2 separate regions of the Homo sapiens genome follow, and region 2 is linked to region 1. Evidence: read pairs that join two places in POLR2A ChIA-PET (ENCODE). Cell type or tissue: GM12878. All regions are shown on one strand. Links, peaks and the distances in the headings refer to the core of each region. The heading gives the core; the rest is flanking DNA.

Region 1 (10,132 bases), core at 2,968-7,967:
TCCCAAAGTGCTGGGATTACAGGTGTGAGCCTCCGTGCCCAGCTGCCCCCAGTTTTAGATGATCAGTTTAGTTTAGATCAGAGAGCTTAGGCAGCCACCTCAAGGTTATACAACAAGCAAGAAGCATTGTTAGGAAGGGAGTGTCCACCGCTTCCTGACAATAGTGGCTGAGATGACTTCCCGGGCATGGGAATGGGAGAGGGAGACATTGAATCCCCCAATTTGGACCCGTCCAGGTTATCTAAGCACAACCTCTTGCAATGCTGAATGGGAGGGGTCCTGCCTCTGGCTAGTCAGGAAAGACCTTCTTTATTTTGGGCTAGAAGTGCCCCCTCATAATTGCCACCTAACAGTCCTCCTGCCCTCTGTGGTCACAGGTAAGTGGAGCTCTGTTTCTCTCACTGTAAGACTAGCAGATGCTAGAAGCAGCTGTGCCCTTTCACCGCCAACCCCTGGTTTCTTCGATTGTTACTTGGAGGCTTTCCTGGCTGCCCTCAAAGTATCTTCTTGGTGTGGGCTGATTAGCTCCCACCTTAATTACCTCCTGACATCACCTCAAAGCTCACTTTAGGCTGAAGAAAAACTATAAAGTAAATGCTTCTTATTTTACTGCCAGTGAAATGATGAGCTTTTCAGTGCTGTGGATTTTTTTTTTTCTTATCATGTTCACGTCTGACCTTTCAGAGGCTGACTTCTAAAATGCAGGTTAGCAAAAGTCATGTCAGGAGGAGATGGAGATGTCTCCTCTCCTCTGCATCTGTGAAGAGGACAGTGAGTGCAATCTGCACCATAAATCTAGTTTGCAGAATCCGATAGGACGAGGTGTAAAAGAGGGCATGGCAATGCGGGAGTAGCTTTGTGAGAATTGCTCTTTGCATAAAAACCAGAGGCCTCGTGCTGCCTCAGATCCCGCGTGGCCGGGATGCTCACATCTGCAGCCTGGTATCTCCATCTCTCACTCTGCTGCTACATCCTCTCCACTCCAGCTATGCTGTGCAGACTCACCATCCTCTCTCAGCACTGGTCTTTTGTACACACTATTCCTTCTCATTGAAATACTGTTCCCCGCATTCTTTGTCTAGTTAAATCCCCTCATCCTTTAAGTCTCTGCTCAAACTTCGTGTCCTTGGAGAAGCCTTGTTCGAATTCCTTCTGTTATCTTCTCTCATGAATTCCTATACTTCTCCTTCATAGCAGGTGTATAGAACATAGCACACATAAGGCACGTGTTTATATGTGTTTTTGTGGTTGAGTAAAGTGTGCCCCCGTCCTTTTAGGACAGCCTGTGCCAGGGCAGGGACCAGGTCTTGGTCACTGCTGACTAGCAGTGTGCTCATAAAGGTTTGACAACCCTTGTAGGGGCTGGGGGATGCTGACTTATAGAGTTGCTGATTCCGTAGTATAAATCTTCCACCACGACTGATTTCAAGCTACCAATGTGAGTTCAACCATAACTCCTGAAAAACTTAACAAAGGGCTCTTGTGAGTTGGGATAAACTGGCTTCAGCACATAATATGGTTTGGCTGTGTCCCCACCTAAATCTCATCTTGAATTGTAGTTCCCATAATCCCCATGTGTCAGGGGGAGGAACGCAGTGGGAGGTAACTGAATCATGGAGGAGGTTACCCTCATGCTGTTCTCATGATAGCGAGTGTGTTCTCATGAGATTTGATGGTTTTATAAGGGGCTTTTCCCCCTTTGGCTCAGCACTTCTCTCTCTTGCACCAGGTGAAGAAGAACATGTTTGCTTTCCCTTCCACCATGATTGTAAGTTTCCTGAGGTCTCCCTAGCCATGCTGAACTGTGAGTCAATTAAACCTCTTTTCTTTATAAATTACCCAGTCTCCGGTACGTCTTTTTTTTTTTTTTTTTTTTTTTGAGAGAGAGTCTCGCTCTGTTGCCCAGGCTGGAATGCAGTGGCGCAATCTCAGCTCACTGCAAGCTCCGCCTCCCAGGTTCATGCCATTCTCCTTCCTCAGCCTCCCGAGTAGCTGGGACTACAGGCATCCGCCACCATGCCCGTCTAATTTTTTGTATTTTTAGTAGAGACAGGGTTTCACAATGTTAGCCAGGATGGTCTCGGTCTCCTGATCTCATGATCTTCCCGCCTCGGCCTCCCCGAGGATTACAGGCGTGAGCCACTGCACCCAGCCTTCAGGTATGTCTTTATTAGCAGTGTGAGAACAGATTAATACAGCACGCCACTGCTGCTGACCCTCCAACACCTGGTACAGATTTGTGGAATGAATGAATGAAGTTAGGCCCAGAAAGCAGAGCCTCCTCTGCCTGTGCCTATCCATGGTATACTCTCCATCTGTCTGCTGTAGAAATTAGCTTTAAGCAAAAGTACAGCATTTTCTATCAAGTAAAATACATTCAGTGTAATGCAAAGGAATATTCTATGAGTAAAACTTTCCCATTTTCCCCTGGTGTTAAAACATACTTTCTAGTGTGTAATTAGAGCTTTGCATGCTGTGAGTAGTGACTCGTTAGTGGTTCATGAGATCAATTTAGAAGGTCCTAACCAGCAATTTTTTTCTGAAATGGAATTAAGTAGAAGAAAAAAGAAATTTCAGAGTATCAGAGTTTGTCTCCAGCCTTAAGTAAGTGTTACTTTGGTAAACTCTTATTGTGAGTGTGTATTGTTGACAGAAAAGCCAAACTTTGTGAAATATTTAAAGAGGTTTATTCTGAGCCTATAAGAGTGGCCATGGCCTGGGGTACAGTCTCAAGAGATCCTGAGAACATGTGCCTGAGGGGGTCAGGTTACAGTTTGGTTTTATACATTTTAGGGAGACAGGAGTTACAGGCAAAGACATAAATCAATACACGGAAGGTGTACATTGGTTCAGCCTAAAGAGGTGGGATATCTTGAGTCAGAGGGTGGGGAACAGGGCTTACAGGCGGATTCAAAGACTTTCTGATTGCCATTTGGTTGGAAGAGTTAAGCTTTGCCTAAAGACTGAAGAAGTCCTTAGAAAAGAATGCTTGAGCTAACATAAGGGGTTGTAGAAGACAAGGCCCTTGTTATGCAGATGAAGTCTCCTAAGTGGCAGCGCTCAGAGAACATGTGACCAGGGTCAGCTTGGAATTTGGGATCTGATTGCCATAAAGAGTCTACTCTGTCAGTCCTGTGATCTGTATTTTAATGTTAATGTTGGTCAGTTGGGCCTAAACTCCAGAAGGGAGGGGCTAGAATGAGGCATGTGCACCTCCCATTTCTTCATGGCTAGAATTCAGTTGTTCAGATGTCTCTGGGGTCCCTTTGGCCCAGAAGGGGGTCCACTTAGTTAGTTGGGGGGCTCAGGATTTTATTTTTGGTTCAAAGTATATATTCTAGGTTGTGATGTCAAATGACTCTCTTACAGTTAACAACAAAAGTGTGAAAGCTACTGTGGTTGATAGCAATATCCTTTGGTTTAGTAGCTTTGTTTTATTTTCCATGTTATTACTTGGAAATTCTTTTCCCCTGGACCCTCCTAAGTCTCTGTCTCCTATCCCCCAGAGACCTAAAGGGTGAAGACACTGAGCTTCCAGATTTGAGGGCAGGAGAGTCCTAGTGAGGCCTGGCTTGGAGGCCAGGGAACTTCCTATTCCAGTCTGCAATGTTACCCTTCAATCTCCAGCTCCCCTGGCTGTTGGTGCCCACCCCAGAGTTGTGGAAGCCCTTTCAGTCTAGCTGCCCCACTTGGTGACAGCATGGGCAGGGCAGGACAGGGAGCATCATGGGGTTCATGCTTTCTGCCGTCCAGCCTCCCTACATGCAGGGCGATGGCCCCTAGCTGACCCTTGAGAGCTGAGGGGAGGCTAGGAAGAGGGTTAAAGGCGAAGCCAGACCCAGGCCATTACTGAAGTCACATGGCCTGCCAGGAAACCCCTGTCTATATTGTAGCTGGTTGAACTAATTATATTATAAATACTTTTCCATTTTCTGCCTAGAACCATGCTCTAGACATCTGCATGAGGTCATTAAACCTGCACCACAGCCATGCACACACACGTGTGTGTGTGTGTGTGTGTGTAAAAGACAGACATGAGGTATAGAAGAGCAATATAGAGGTCTCCATATTATGGGGGAACAGACAGTCCCAGAGCAGGGAGGTCACTTGAACAGGGTCACAGAGGCAGGAGGCCACGAACCTGGCTGGACACTGCAGGGCCAAGCAGGTAAACACTGTGCCTGACTCGCACCCAGACTTCGCAACAACCCTAGAATATTCATAAGTCAGTAATAATAGTGTTACAGGAAAGGAGTCCCGATCCAGACCCCAAGAGAGGGTTCTTGGATTCCCACAAGAGAGAATTCAGGGCAGGTCCATAAAGTGAAAGCAAGTTTATTAGGAAAATAAAGGAATAAAGAATGGCTACTCCATAGACAGAGCAGCCCCGAGGACTGCTGGTTGCCCATTTTTATGGTTATTTCTTGATGATATGCTACACAAGGGGTGGATTATTCATTTCTCCCCTTTTTAGACCATAGAGGGTAACTTCCCGACATCGCCATGGTATTTGTAAACTGTCATGGCGCTGGTGGGAGTGTAGCAGTGAGGACGACCAGAGGTCACTCTCGTGGCCATCTTGGTTTTGATGGGTATTATCTGGCTTCTTTATTGCATCCTGTTTTATCAGCAAGGTCTTTATGACCTGCATCTTGTGTTGACCTCCTATCTCACCCTGTGACTCAGAATGCCTTAACCATCTGGGGATGCAGCCCAGTAAGTCTCAGCCTCATTTTACCTGGCCCCTACTCAAGATGGGGTTGCTCTGGTTCAAACGCCTCTGACAGGGTGACAACTGTGACCACAACAGATTCACAAACATGACATTTTCAGAGAGAGGAAGGTATGCAGGGTGGTGTGATTTGGAAGAGGCTGTGGGCGTAGAGGGATGGGTAATTCAGTTGGGGTGGTCAGGGAGGGCTGCTTGGTGGAGGGGACTCTTGGCTGAGACCTGAGGGCTGTGAAGTTCTTAGAGAAGGGTGTTCCAGGCAGAGGGAACAGCAAGCACAAAGGCCTGAGACGAGAGCTAGCTTGGTATGCAAGAGGAACAGAAAAGAGGAAGTGAGAGTAAGGCGGGGGAGGGAAGGGGCAGGGAATGGAGGCTGTGGAGAGGGGAGGGTTTCCAGGCAGCCCAGGACCCTCAAGGAGAGAAACGTTGGATGTAGTCTCCCAGGTAGGGTCCATCTGGCCCTTCCTCCTGGCTCCTGCGGAGTCCGAGTGGCTCTTTCCCTCCTTCCCTCCTCTCCCCTCCTCCTTCTCTCCCTCTCCATTTTCCCTGCAAGGTCTGCAGCCCAACTCCAGCTCTCCCATTACTACAGGGGCTGGTGGGTCCTTCTGAGCAAGAAGATGGGGCTCTTTGTCTACAGTGTCTGTCTATAGTCATTCACCCACTCATTCATTTAATCATTCACTCATTCATTCATTCATTTAGCCACTCATTTGTCAAATATTGATTTTTCTCAGGTGTTTTGCCCTCACAGGTCCTGCCGCCTAAAACACTGACTTCTTATCTCTCAAGGCTTTGCTTTCAACACTGTCTCTTCCAAGACCTCTCCCTGACCACTCCCAACTTACTAAACCCCTATCACCCTGTTAGCTTTTGAATGCTCTTCATGGTAAAACAGGACAGGTTGATGCTCTCCGGGGCTCTCTCTACACACAAGAGAGAGATTAGCCTGACGGGCATTCGTTTACCCTTCTCATTTTCTTTGGGAACCAGCCTCCCCTGCTCTTAGTCTATGTGATTCGGACACAGCCAACTACATTTCCCAGATCCAGAAATGAACACGCCATTCCAAGTAAAGCCAATGAGAGACAGCTGCAGGACTTTTGCTGGAACTATTGGGAAAGTGGTGTTTCTTTTTCTGCTATGGTTACTTATCTGCTATGCTCTAAGCCTGGAACTGCTGGAGGTCATCTTTGCTGCATGAAAATGAAGTCAATATTGAGGACAGCAGAGGTGAGAGGGAGAGAGGCATAATCCTGAGTGTATTGCAGGGGCACCTGGATCCAGCCATACCTGAAATCCGAGACTTTCCATTCTAAGAACCAATACATTCTCTTTGTACTTAAGCTAGTTTGGGTTTTAATCACTTGTGCCAGAAGGCCTGATTGATAATAAAACCTCAAAGATAAGCAGGCAGTCAAGCTTAGGTACTTTCCTTTTAAGAGATGCGGGCAGGTGCTTCCTTCTCTCAGAAACCACTCCTCCTCTAGGACCTTCTATTCTAAGAAGCCTGGGTGTTTGAGGTTCGTTCATCCTGAGGCATAAAAACAAGATCAAAGTGCCAGGCCAGACGGAGGCAGAGTGTCTACAGAAGCAGCCGTGCAACTAGCAGCAGGAATTGGGAATCTGCATTATTAATAAGCAAGCCCATTTTCCTTTACTTCTTTGTAAGCAGAGCCTTAATTTTATTAGCCTGTTTATTAGCTCTGACCATGTGTTCAGAAAAAGTACCCTCAGCCTCTGAGTGATCTAAGCCAGGCATAGTTCTCCTGTCTTCTTGTTGGTGATTGGTTCTGGAAAAGGCTGGGACACACTCCTGGCCAAGGAGAAGTCACAGCAGTGACTGACTTGGAGGGGGAGTCTGCTGGGGGCTGGCTAGTGGAAGGCATCTGGGGTAAAATGTTTTTGCTCTTAAAAAGTACTGTAGGAGGCCAGGCATGTTGACTCAGGCCTGTAATCCCAGCACTTTGGGAGGCCAAGATGGGCAGATCACTTGAGGTCAGGAGTTCGAGACCAGCCTGGACAACATGATGAAACCCCATTTCTATTTTTAAAAATACAAAAATTAGCTGGGCATGGTGGTGTGCACCTGTAGTCCCAGCTACTCAGGAAGCTGAGGCAGGAGAATCACTTGAACCTGGGAGGCGGAGGTTGCAGTGAGTGGACATTGCACCACTACACTCCAGCCTGGGTGACAGAGTGAGACTTCATCTCAAAAGAAAAAGAAAAGTACTGTAGGAGGCCAGGTGTGGTGGCTCACACCTGTAATCCCAGCATTTTGGGAGGCCAAGGCAGGAGGATCGCTTGAGCCCAGGAGTTCGAGACCAGCCTGAGCAACATAGCAAGACCCCATCTCCAAAAAAATTTTAAAAAGATACACAAAATTTGCCAGGCGTGGCGGTGTGTGCCTGTATTCCTGGCTACTAAGGAAGCTGAGGAGGGAGAATCACCTGAACCTGGGAGATCAAGGCTGCAGTGAGTCATAATCACACCACTGCACTCCAGCCTGTGTGACACAGCGAGATCCTATCTCAAAAAAAGAAAAAAATAATAATGTAAGAGAAATAAACTTTTTCTTTTCCTCGCAGAGAGAATGTGGCAGTGTGAGGAGGCATTTGCTGGCTTAAGCTGGGCTCTCAAACTCTTAGTCTAGAGCAGAGTTCTAACAGCATCACGTGTTTTTGCTTTCTCTTTCATCCACGTTGAAGAAGAGGGGGTAGTAAAAATATTCCTCTGGTTTAACAAAAAATTCACAAATATTTATCCTTTTCAGAATCTACATGCAATTTAAGTATTAGTCCCAGAATCACAGATGCTGGAATGTTAAAGTTTCTTTGACAAGACATACTGATGATCTCTGAAGTCCCTGCGGCCTGCAAAGAATATTTGCAAACAGAGTTTTATGATGCTGAGGATGATTCTGAAGCCACAGAGAAAGACATCATTTTTCTTCTTTTCTTTCTGCAATTTCTTTCATTAGCACTTCGGAGCACCTATAGTCGCCATGAGTTGAAATCTCATGAGTTAGTAGTAAGAGCAGAATCAGAGAGGCTAAACACTGAAAATACAGAAAGGAAATGGGTAGAGTAGGATTTTAGCAAGAGGAAGTATACGGTTGTGATGCTTTGCACCTATAGGAAATGATGGCTGGGGCTGTGGCAGCCACGTTACCACCGTGAGGGATGACATTGCCCACATGCTGAGGAGCCTGAGTCTATAAGAACATCATTCAACTGATGCATTGACCCCTGGAGAACCTCCCCGCCTTTGGGGGACCAGCAGTTCTGTAAAATAATACGTGTCCTTATTGCTTTTTTTTTTTGAGATGGAGTCTGGCTCTGTCCCCCAGGCGGGAGTGCAGTGGCGCGATCTCGGCTCACTGCAAGATCCACCTCCTGAGTTCACGCCATTCTCCTGCCTCAGCCTCCCGAGTAGCTGGGACTACAGGCGACCGCCACCATGCCTAGTTATTTTTTTGGATTTTTAGTAGAGACGGGGTTTCACCGTGTTAGCCAGGATGATCTCAATCTCCTGAGTTCACGCCATTCTCCTGCCTCAGCCTCCCGAGTAGCTGGGACTACAGGCGACCGCCACCATGCCTAGTTATTTTTTTGGATTTTTAGTAGAGACGGGGTTTCACCGTGTTAGCCAGGATGATCTCAATCTCCTGACCTCGCGATCTGCCTGCCTCGGCCTCCCAAAGTGCTGGGATTACAGGCACGAGCCACTGTGCCTGGCATCCTTATTGTTTTAAGATGTTTGGAATTTATTCTTCTCTTACTTGCAGCCAACAGCATCCTACATGAGGCAGCCAGGGTAAGTGGTCCACATACAATGGGTGAACAAGTGCTTATCCAGGAATTGAAAGAGCCTGGCTCATTCAGTGCTAGGACCAGAGCCCTCAGTGGACATTGTCCCACCTTTCAGCACTGAGGATGCCTCCTCCCCTCCAAGCCAGTCATTGCTGTATGTGATCATGTTAATTAGGTATCCATATTCCACAGGAGGGAGCAACGAGGTTTTCTTTTTTTTTTTTAAGATGGAGTCTTGCTCTGTTGCCCAGGCTGGAGTAAAGTGGTGCCATCTCAGCTCACTACAACCTCCTGGTTCCAGCAATTCTCCTGCCTCAGCCTCCCAGGTAGTTAAGATTACAGGTGCCCACTACCACATTGGGCTAAGTTTTGTATTTTTAGTAGAGATGGGGTTTCACTATGTTGGCCAGGCTGGTCTCAAACTCCTGACCTCAAGCTATCCGCCCACCTTGGCCTCCCAAAGTGCTGGGATTACAGGCATGAGCCACCACGCCTGGCCGCAATGAGGTATTTTTTTGTTTTTTTGTTTTTGTTTTTGTTTTTTTTCAATTCTAGCCGCCAATCACAAAATTTAACTAAGGTCCCTCCCAGCACACACCTGTCATCCATCCTGAAAATTTAAAGTAAAGGTATAAAAATATCAAAACCATGATTGCCTTTGGGGATGGAGTGGAGGTGGGGATTATCTGGGAAGGGGCATAAGGGGATTTTGCAGGGGTCACGGAGATGTTCTTTATCTTAACAGGGGCTTGTAGTCTAAAGCAGAAGCGTATACTTATTACATAAGTGCATTCATTGGTCAAAACTCAGCAAATGGAGATGGGAACAGTGGCTCATGCCTGTAATCTCAGCTACTGAGGAGGCTGATGCATGGGGATCACTTGAGGCCAGGAGGTCAAGACCAGTCTGTGCAACACAGAAAGACCTTATCTCTTTTAAAAAAAAAATTGTTTTAATTCCCCAGGCATAGAACTCACCCTGTGGAGAAAAAAAAAAAAAATTAGCCAGGCGTGGTGGCATATTTCTGTAGTACCAGTTACTTTCAAGGCTGAGGCAGAAGGATCGCTTGAGCCCAGGAGGTCAAGGCTGCAGTAAACTATGATCACACCACTGCACTCCAGTCTGGGGTACAGAGTGGGAGCGCATCTCTAAATAATAATGACAATACTAAGAAATTCAGCAAATGGATGTTTCATATGTGTGCATTTCATTGCATGCAAATTTATAAAATCTCAAAGATAACTGCAAACATTGAACTCCAGTTGGTGATATGAATCCTGAAATGTTTAAGGGTAAAGAGTACTGATGTCTGCTTTAAAATTCTTTAACCTTCTTTAAAAATACATTTTTAAAAAATCAGATGACTTGATAGAGGAATGGACTGATAGATATGTAATAAAGTAAATACAGAAAAATGTTAACAATTGTAGAATCTAGATGATGGGGCCAGGTGCGGTGGCTCACGCCTGTAATCCCAGCACTTTGGGAAGCTGAGGCAGGTGGATCGATCACCTGAGGTCAGGAGTTTGAGACCAGCCTGGCCAACATGGTGAAACACCATCTCTACCAAAAATACAAAAATTAGCCAGGCGTG
Region 2 (10,132 bases), core at 3,005-8,004, 800 kb before region 1:
GCAAGTCCTCGTCTCAGGAAAAAAAGGAAAAAAGAAAGTTAGCTTTTTGGCAAAACTACTTCCTAGTAGATGGTGTGTACTTCCTATCACAGCGCATTAAGGGGCACATAATGCCTGGGACTCCGGGATTTCGAGCCCCTGACGCCAGCGGCGCCTCTGTGGCTCTGGGACCTGAGCGCACGCGCCTTAAAGCCACGCCTCCGCATCGGATCCTAGTAAGGGAGCGGGGTTATCATTTTAGCGTAGCGTTGCGCGTGCGCAGAGAGGCCGCCGTAGTTTGCGTTTTCACCTGGTCGCCCGGCGGCCATGGCGGCCGTTCTGAAGCCGGTGCTGCTGGGCCTTCGAGATGCGCCGGTGCACGGCAGCCCCACAGGGCCGGGTGCCTGGACTGCTAGCAAGCTGGGCGGCATTCCGGTGAGGGCGGGTGCCGGAGCTGGGGTCGATGGGTGCTGCTGAAGGGTGCGGAGGGAGTGGGCGAGGTCCTGGGGGGAGTCGGGGTCTGAGCGCCTCCTCTGTCCCCTCAGGATGCTCTGCCCACCGTGGCTGCGCCCAGGCCCGTGTGTCAGCGCTGCGGGCAGCCGCTCGCTCTGGTCGTGCAGGTGTATTGCCCGCTGGAAGGCTCCCCGTTTCACCGTCTGCTGCACGTGTTCGCGTGCGCCTGCCCCGGCTGTAGCACCGGCGGTGCGCGCAGGTAGGCGGGGAAGTCCCAGAGCTGCTCCAGGGGTGTCCTTTCCAGCGGGCTGGGGCGGGCCGGCGGGCTGGAGTCGGGGTGCAGCCCTCACGGCCCTTTGTCTTCACCCCGAAGCTGGAAGGTGTTCCGCTCCCAGTGCCTGCAGGTGCCAGAGAGAGAGGCGCAGGACGCTCAGGTAAAGGTTGTGATTGGCATGTTATTGTTTTTCTGTCATTTGAGGATATTTTCCAGAGAATAGTTTGGGGCAGACTTTAAAGCCGTGTTCTTTGAAGTACACTGGAGTGTTTTTTGCTTTTCTGAAGAACCATAAAATGCTATTTTCGTAAAGTTTTTTTTTTTTTTTTTTTTTGAGACGGAGTTTCGCTCTGTCGCCCAGGCTGGAGTGCAATGGCGCGATCTCGGCTCACCGCAACCTCCGCCTCCCAGGTTCAAGCGATTCTCCTGCCTCAGCCTCCCTAGTAGCTGGGATTACAGGCATATGCCACCACGCCCGGCTAATTTTGTATTTTTAATAGAGACGGGGTTTCGCCATGGTGGTCAGGCTGGTCTCGAACTGCCGACCTCAGGTGATCCACCCGCCTCGGCCTCCCAAAGTGCTGGGATTACAGGCATGAGCCACCGCGCCCGGCCTTTCTTAAGGTTTTGTGAGAGTTTTTTTTTTCTTCTATTTTACTTTATTTTTATTTTCTAACTCCTTTGTTAAAAGGAGATGGAGGCCCAGCATGGTGGCTCACGCCTGTGATCCCACCGTTTTTTGAGAGGCTGAAGTGGGAGGATTGCTTGAGCTCAGAAGTTGGAGACCAGGCTGGGCGCGGTGGCTTACGCCTGTAATCCCAGCACTTTGGGAGGCCGAGGCGGGCGGATCTCCTGAGGTCAGAAGTTCGAGACCAGCCTGGCCAACATGGCGAAACCCCGTCTCTATTAAAAACAAAAACAAAAAATTAGCCGGGCATGGTGGCAGACACCTGTAATCCCAGCTACAAGGGAGGTTGAGGCAGGAGAATCGCTTGAACCCGGGAGACAGAGATTGCAGTGAGCTGAGATCATGCCACTGCACTCCAGCGTGGGTGACAGACTCCGTAAAAACAAAACAAAACAAAACAAAAGAAAAAAAAAACGTTGGGAGAGCAGTCTGGGCAACATAGCAAAACATCGTCTCTATAAAAAGTAAACAAATTAGCCAGGCATGATGGCCACGCAACTGTAGTGCCAGCTACTCAGGAGGCTGAGGTAGGAGGATTGCTTGAGTCTAGGAGGTTGAGGCTGCAGTGACCTACACTTGTGCCACTGCACTCCGGCCTGGGCCACAAAGCCAGACCCTGTCCCCTGCCAAAAAAACAAAAGGGAGATGGAGACTTCCTCCTGGATTTCTTCAACTTTTTTTTTTAACTGTAAATTGACAGTTTATAATAATGTATAAATTTATGAGGTATAAAGTGATGGCTATGATTCATGAATATCATGTGGAATAATTAAATGAAGCTAGTTAATGCATTCATCACCTCAAATACTTAACATCTTGTGAGAACATTTGAAATTTCCTCTAGCAATTTGGAGATACACAATACTCTTATTTTTTTTTTTTTTTGAGACGGAGTCTTGCTCTGTTGCCCAGGCTGGAGTGCAGTGGCGCCGTCTCTGCTCACTGCAAGCTCCACCTCCTGGGTTCACACCATTCTGCCTCAGCCTCCAGAGTAGCTGGGACCACAGGCGCCCGCCACCACGGCCAGCTAATTTTTTCATTTTTTTAAATTTTTAGTAGAGACAGGGTTTCACCATGTTAGCCAGGATGGTATTGATCTCGTGACCTTGTCATCCACCCACCTCGGCCTCCCAAAGTGCTGGGATTACAGGCTTGAGCCCCTGTGCCCAGCCACAATACTCTATTATTAACTATATTCATGCTGTGCAGTAGAACTTAAAAAAAACCCACATTCCTCCTGAATAACTGAGGTTTTGTATTCTTTGACCGTCATCTCCTTATTCTTCCCGCTCCAGGTTTCTTTCTTCCTTTTTTTTTTTTTTTTTTTTTTTGAGACCGAGTTTCGCTCTTGTTGCCCATGCTGGAGTGCAATGGCACAATCTCAGCTCACTGCAACCTCCACCTCCCGGATGCAAGCGCTTATCCTGCCTGCCTCAGCCTCCCTAGTAGCTGGGATTACAGGCACTCGCCACCACGCCCAGCTAATTTTTATATTTTTAGTAGAGAAAGGGTTTCACCATGTTGGCCAGGCTGGTCTTGAACTCCTGACCTCAGGCAACCCACCCGCCTCGGCCTCCCAAAGTGCTGGGATTACAGGCGTGAGCCACCATGCCCGGCTCACTCCAGATTTTTTTTTTTCTTTGAGATGGAGTTTCGCTTTGTTGCCAGGCCGGAGTGCAGTAGCACAATCTTGGCTCACTGCAGCCTCCGCCTCCCAGGTTCGAGCAATTCTCCTGCCTCAGCCTCCTGAGTACCTGGGACTACAGGCACACACCACCATGCCCAGCTAATTTTTGTATTTTTAGTAGAGATGGGGTTTCACCGTGTAGCCAGGATGGTGTCGATCTCTTTACCTCGTGATCCACCCGCCTTGGCTTCCTGAGGTGCTGGGATTACAGGCGTGAGCCACCACACCTGGCCACTCCAGATTTCTTTAACCACCACTCTACTCTCTACTTCTTTGAGGTTGTTTTAGATTCCACATATAAGTGAATACATGCAGCATTTGTCTTTGTGTCTGGCTTATTTCCCTTAGCAAAATGTTCTCCAGTTCCATCCATGTTGTCACAAATGACAGAATTTCCTTTTTTTTTTTAAGGGTGAAAAATATTCCATTGTATATATAGTAGTTTTTTTAAACTTACACTGAAGGTCTTGAGACACACAGTTTACTGATTTTCCTGTTTGGGAATATATATGGGTGTGTACATATATGTGGTTGTATGTGATAATGTATACGTGTCTTTATAGTAAATATACTTTATGAGAGCTATATATGTATTAACACATTTCATAAGATGAAATCTGAATTTATTGAAAAGGCAGGCAAGTTGGTAGCTGCAGAACACAATTTAGCCTCCCTTTGACTGTAAATGTGTCTTTATATATACACTGAGTTTGTTTGTTTGTTTGTTTGTTTTTTGAGATGGGGTTGCATTCTGGTCACCCAGGCTGGAGTGCAGTGGCATGATCTCTGCCTCTTGGGCCCAAGCCATTCTCCCACGTCAGCCTCCTGAGTAGATGGGATTACAGGCACGTGCCACCATGCCCAGCTGATTTTCATATTTTTTGTATAGATGGGATTTTGTCATGTTGCCCAGGCTGTTCTTGAACTCCTGGACTCAAACAGTCCGCCCACCTCAACCTCCCAAAATGCTGGGATTACAGGCGTGAGACACTGGGCCCGGCCTGCACCCAGTTCTTGATGTTTGCTAGGCATAGTATTAGCAGTACTTAAATAAAAAGTTGAAGACAGTGGTGTTTGCCTATATTTGTCAGGGTTCAGGTGCAGATAATTAGAAAAGTGCTGTTGCTTTTTCTTTTTTTTTTTGAGACCGAGTGTCGCTCTGTCACCCAGGCTGGAGTGCAGTGGTGTGATCTTGGCTCACTGCAACCTCCGCCTCCCGGGTTCAAGCGATTCTCCTGCCTCAGCCTCCTGAGTAGCTGGATTACGGGCACGTGCCACCATGCCTGGCTTTTAAGCTGAGACAGACTTAACACAGGAGTGAGGTTTTTAGTAAGTGGATAGGCTGAAGGAGGAGGCTCCAGGAATGCCCTCCAGAATCACACCTCAGAACTGGCCGTGAAGGAGCTGCTATGCCACCTCTCCTGCTGTCAGGAAGCTTAGGTGTGATCTGGTGAACTAGAGGCTGTCTTTGCCACCGAACCGTTGGCTCCAAAGCCTTGTTCTGTCTGTGTCTACACAATGGCTACCTTTTGCTATGTGGTCTTTCTTTCTACTTCACTCTGTCTCAAGTTCATGTTTCTCTCTAGTAGACCTGATTAGCAGACCCCTAATCATATCTGAAACCCTAGCTGCTAAGGGGTCTGGGAAAGGTAGTTCTTTCTTTTCAGTTCCTGCAATACATGAAGCACAACAGAAAGATATTGGAACGGATGGTTGAATAACCCCTGTACTATATCTGTCACACTCACCCCAAAAAGGAAAGACAAGTATTTTAAGTCACCTCCAACGTGCTTTTGAGTACATAGGGTCTAGAAAGTTTGATTGGAGTGTACCAGAGGGGAAGGGGATGGTGTGAAGGCTCCCTCTGGAAGGCGCGGCGGTGGGTGGCTGGAGCCGAAGGATTAGAATAAACCTCCCAAATGTGCTCGGACCTCATTCACTGAGTATTTTTCCAGAAACAGGGAAACAGCCTTGCAGCTGAGGACTGGTGTGAAGGTGCTGATGACTGGGGAAGTGATACTGAGGAGGGGCCTTCACCACAGTTTACCTTGGATTTTGGGAATGATGCCAGCAGTGCCAAAGACGTAGACTGGACTGCTCGGCTCCAAGACCTCCGCCTGCAGGATGCTGTCCTGGGTGCTGCCCATCCTGTGCCTCCTGGGCTGCCGCTCTTCCTGCCCTACTACATCTGTGTTGCAGATGAGGATGATTACAGGGACTTTGTCAACCTGGATCATGCCCACAGCCTTCTGAGGGACTATCAGCAGAGAGAAGGCATTGCCATGGATCAGTTGCTTTCCCAAAGGTGAGGATGTGTGCTGCTGAGGTTGAGAGGTGACTGGATTGGGAAGCAGCCACAAGAGTTACCCTTCAGTTTCACCACAGGACCTGGGGAAACTTTCAGGCAGAACTTGTATGTAGGACCTTTTTGCTTCACTTCCTTATCAGCCAACTTGAGTTAGCTTGAAAACCCTGCTCTATTTATAATTGCCGTTAAGAAAGTGAAGATGAACAAACAGAAGTTAGAGATGGCAAGTATTTATAGAAGACGCGTTCACTGACTCTTAAATTTTCTTTTATATTTCTAATATGTCTTTATAGCAGAGACAGGCAAGTTAGAAAACTACCATTTGATCTGGGATAATAAGATTGGGGTGAAAAAATGGAAAAAGGAAAAGAAAAACGCCATTTGTTTATTGACTCTTGGCTGTGGCTCCAGAACTGGCCCAGGACCTCAGAGATGCTTTCAGATCCTCAATTCTGTAAAATGAGAGTGATGGTGATATCTCTGTTCTCTGTTTCATCCCATGATTTTTTGAGAGTTAAGCGAGAGGGTAGATCTTGAAAGGCTTTATAAACCAAAGCTCTCTAAAGAGGTAAGAATGATCATTTTTGCTTATTGATTGACTGAGAGAGACAGGGTCTCACTCTGTCACCCACGCTGGAGTGAATTGGTGTGATCAAAGCTCATGCAGCCTTGAACTCCTGGGCTCAGGCAATCTATCTTAGTTTCCCAAGTAGCTGGGAGTACAGGTGCACACCACCATGTCTGACCAATTAAAATTTTTTGAGTTTCGCTGTTGTTACCCAGGCTGGAGTGCAATGGCACGATCTCGGCTCACTGCAACCTCCACCTCTCAGGTTTAAGCAGTTCTCCTACCTCAGCCTCCCAAGTAGCTGGGATTATAGCCATGTGCCACCATGCCCAGCTAATTTTTGTATTTTTAGTAGAGATGGGGTTTCACTATGTTGGTCAGGCTGGTCTCGAACTCCTGACCTCAGGTGATCCACCCACCTCAGCCTCCCAAAGTGCTGGGATTACAGGCGTGAGCCATTGTGCCTGGCCTAAAAATTTGTTTTAGCCACTGCACCCAGCATTTTTTACTATTAGAATAAAAAAATTACAATAGAATATTTGGAGAAATGGCCTGGTTCTTTACCAGAACTGTTTCATTTGTAGGCTTTTTCAGAATAATGATGAAGGGGAATGCATGAAGACATGTTGGTGTTTGAAAATAATCCTTAATAGAATTGATGGTTATAAGGACTTTTTATTTTTTATTTATTTATTTATTTATTTATTTATTTATTTTTGTGTGTGTGTGATATGGGCTCTCTTGCCAGGCTGGAGTGCAGTGGTGCGATCTCGGCTCACTGCAACCTCCCCTTCCTGGGTTCAAGCAATTTTCTTGCCTCAGCCTCCCAAGTAGCTGGGACTACAGGTGCGCGCCACCACACCCAGCTAATTTTTGTATTATTAGTAGAGACGGGGTTTCACCATGTTGACCAGGATAGTCTCAATCTCTTGACCTCGTGATCCACCTGCCTTGGCCTCCCAAAGTGCCGGGATTACAGGTGTGAGCCACCGCGCCCGGCAGGATTTTTTATTTTTTAATTTCTTAAGTTTTTATGTATTTGCTTATTTTTGGTGGGTTTCTTCAGACTAGAGTATTCTTCTTTTTTTTTTTTTTTTTTTTAGAGATGGGATCTTGCTTTGTTTCCCAGGCTGAACTGCAGTGGTGTGGTGTGGTTATGGCCTTTTTTTTTTTTTTTTGAGACAGTCTTGCTCTGTTGCCCAGGTTGGAGTGCAGTGGCACGTTCTCGGCTCACTGCAACCTCTCCCTCGCCGGCTTAAGCAGCTCTCATGTCTCAGCCTCCCGAGTAGCTGGGACCATAGGCGTGCGCCACTTCACCCAGCTAATTTTTGTATTTTCTTTTTAGTAGAGATGGGCTTTTGCCATACTGGCCGGGCTCTTCTTGGAGTTCTGGCCCCACGTGATCCGCCCACCTCGACCTCCCAAAGTGCCGGGATTACAGGTATTAGCCACCACGCCCAGCCTGCTCATGGTTTACTGCAGCCTCAAACTCCTGGCCTCAGGGGATCCTCTGGCCTCAGCTTTCCCCATAGCTGGGACTACAGGTGTGTGCCACCAAACTCAGCTAATTAAAAAAATTTTTGGTTTTTTTGAGACAGAGTCTCACTTTGTCACCCAGGCTGGAGTACAGCGGTGTGATAATGGCTCACTGCAACCTCCAGCTCCCAGTTTCAAATGATCCTCCTGCCTCAGCCTCCCAAGTAGCTGGGATTACAGGTACCCGCCACCACACCCGGTTAATTTTTGTATTTTTAGTAGAGATGGGGCTTCACCATGTTGGCCAGGCTGGTCTCAAACTCCTAACCTCAAGTGACCCACTCTCCTTGGCCTCCCAAAGTGCTGGGATTGCAGGCGTGAGCCACCGCACCCAGATGAAAAATACATATATATATATATATATATAAAATAAATAATAAAATATATATATTAAAAAATATATATGAAAATATATATATTTGAGACAGAATCTCGCTCTGTTGCCAGGCTGGAGTACAGTGGCTCAATCTCAGCTCATTGCAACCTCCACCTCCCAGGTTTAAGCAATTCTCCTCCCTTAGCCTCCTGAATAGCTAGGATTACAAGTGCATACCACCATGCCCAGCTAATTTTTGTATTTTTAGTAGAGACAGGGTTTCACCATGTTGGCCAGGATGGTCTCGATCTTTTGACCTCGTGATCCACCTGCCTCGGCCTTCCAAAGTGTTGAGATTACAGGTGTGAGCCACTGTGCCCTGCGACTTTTTAAATTGTAAATAATTACTCAAGAGTTGAAAATGGCTTGGGAGAAGGGTTGGGCAGGGAACTGCAGAGCTACATGTACACAATTTAAATATCAAAAATATTTACTTGACAGTTTTTGGCTGAGTGCGGTGGCTCACTCCTATAATTCCAGCACTTTGGGAGGCCGAGATGGATCACTTGAGGTCAGGAGTTGGAGACCAGCCTGGCCGACGTGGTGAAACCTTGTCTTTACTAAAAATACAAAAATTAGCTGGACGTGTTGGCGCACACTTGCAATCCCAGCTACTCAGGAGGCTGAGGCAGGAGAATTGCTTGAACCCAGGAGGTGGAGGTTGCAGTGAGCCAAGATTGCACCATTGCACTCCAGCCTGGGTGACAGAGGGAGACTCCCTCTCAAAAAAAAAAAAAAATTACTTGACAGTTTTACAGTTTTTTAACTTTGACAGTTTTTTTTTTTTTTTCTTTTTGAGACAGGGTCTCACACTGTTATCCAGGCTGTAGTGCAATGGTGTGCTCACGGCTCACCACAGCCTTGCCTCTGGAATAGCCGGGACCACAGGTGCATGCCACCATGCCCAGCTAATTTTTGTATTTTTTTGTAGAGACAAGGTTCTGCCAGATTGCCCAGGATGGTTTTGAACTCCTGAGCTCAAGTGATCCGCCTGCCTCGGCCTCCCAAAGTGCTGGGATTACAGGCGTGAGCCCACTGCACTGGCCTGAGAAATTTTTTTTTGAGACGGAGTTTCACTCTTCTTGCCCAGGCTGGAGTGCAATAGCGCAATCTTGGCTCACTGCAACCTCCATCTCCTGGGTTCAAGTGATTCTCCTGCCTCAGCCTCCCAAGGAGCTGGGATTACAGGCGCCCGCCACCACGCCTGGCTAATTTTTTGTACTTTTATTAGAGATGGGGTTTCAAGATGTTGGCCAGGCTGGTTTCAAGCTCCTGACCTCAGGTGATCTGCTCACCTCGGCCTCCCAAAGTGCTGGGATTAAAGGCGTGATTGATTTTTTTTTTTTTTTTTTTTTTGAGATGGAGTCTCATTCTGTCACCAGGCTGGAGTGTAGTGGCATGGCACGATCTCGGCTCACTGCAACTTCCGCTTCCCGGGTTCAAGCGATTTCCTCTGCCTCAGCCTGCTGAGTAGCTGGGACTATAGGCGCAAGCCACCATGCCCAGCCAATTTTTTGCATTTTTTAGTAGAGATGGGGTTTCACCATGTTGGCCAGGATGGTCTCGATCTCCTGACCTTGTGATCTGCCTGCCTCGGCCTCCCAAAGTGCTGAGATTACAGGCGTGAGCCACTGCGCCTGCCCTGATAAAATTTTTTAAAAGAAAATTATCTTGTTTTGTCTTGCAAATGCTGTAATTTTCTGGATATAGACATTCAAAAGTGTTTTCTGCTTCTGTTTTTAGCCTTCCTAATGATGGTGATGAAAAATATGAGAAGACCATAATTAAAAGTGGAGATCAGACGTTTTACAAATTCATGAAGCGAATTGCTGCTTGTCAGGAGCAGATTTTGAGGTAAAAAAAGGCACAGTTCCTTTTATTGTTTTCCTTGATTATAAAGGAATACATATTAGTTTGGAAAACACAGGAAAATATGAGAAAAGCAAAACCTACAGTATTCCCCAAACCAAGAGAGAACCTAATACCTGCTTTATAGGACCTAATACCTACTTTATAGGATGTGTAGGAGGATTCAGTAAGGTAAAGTGCACTCACTTGTCTAACAAATACTTACGAAGTCTATTCTGCATGCCAGTTGCTGGTATTTGTAGGTGCTGCAGATATAGCAAGAAACGGCACAGATGAAGTCCATGTTCTCATAGCCTTTATTATTATTATTATTTAATTTTTTTTTTTCTTTGAGAGGGAGTCGCGCTCTGTCGCCCAGGCTGGAGTGTAGTGGCGTGATCTTGGCTCAATGCAA

Evidence for each region. ChIA-PET counts read pairs that join two places held together with the same protein. Peaks named below come from ENCODE experiments on the same cell type or tissue, not always from the same donor. Only the 100,000 strongest peaks of a DNase experiment are listed, where the experiment ranks them.
Region 2: POLR2A ChIA-PET joins it to region 1 with 5 read pairs; 1 of 35 experiments calls an interaction of 5 or more read pairs at or near these places.

Annotation. Positions count from the first base shown.
Region 1 is chr19:35,200,434-35,210,565 of GRCh38, forward strand. It overlaps LOC105372379 (a long non-coding RNA gene), which reads left to right and starts at 4,688. Exons shown (of 3, transcript XR_935938.2): 1 at 4,688-4,843; 2 at 5,720-5,959. RefSeq lists enhancers at 2,649-3,166, 3,167-3,684, 3,685-4,202, 5,178-5,347. In GM12878, for the core only: no CTCF peak of the experiment used is centred there; DNase peaks (open chromatin) are centred at 4,998 and 6,158; H3K4me3 peaks cover 1,318 bases; H3K27ac peaks cover 3,037 bases.
Region 2 is chr19:34,404,125-34,414,256 of GRCh38, forward strand. PDCD2L (programmed cell death 2 like) reads left to right here and starts at 275. Exons shown (of 7, transcript NM_032346.2): 1 at 275-414; 2 at 525-691; 3 at 806-866; 4 at 5,037-5,386; 5 at 9,613-9,723. The coding sequence starts at 307. In GM12878, for the core only: no CTCF peak of the experiment used is centred there; a DNase peak (open chromatin) is centred at 5,462; H3K4me3 peaks cover 445 bases; H3K27ac peaks cover 2,064 bases.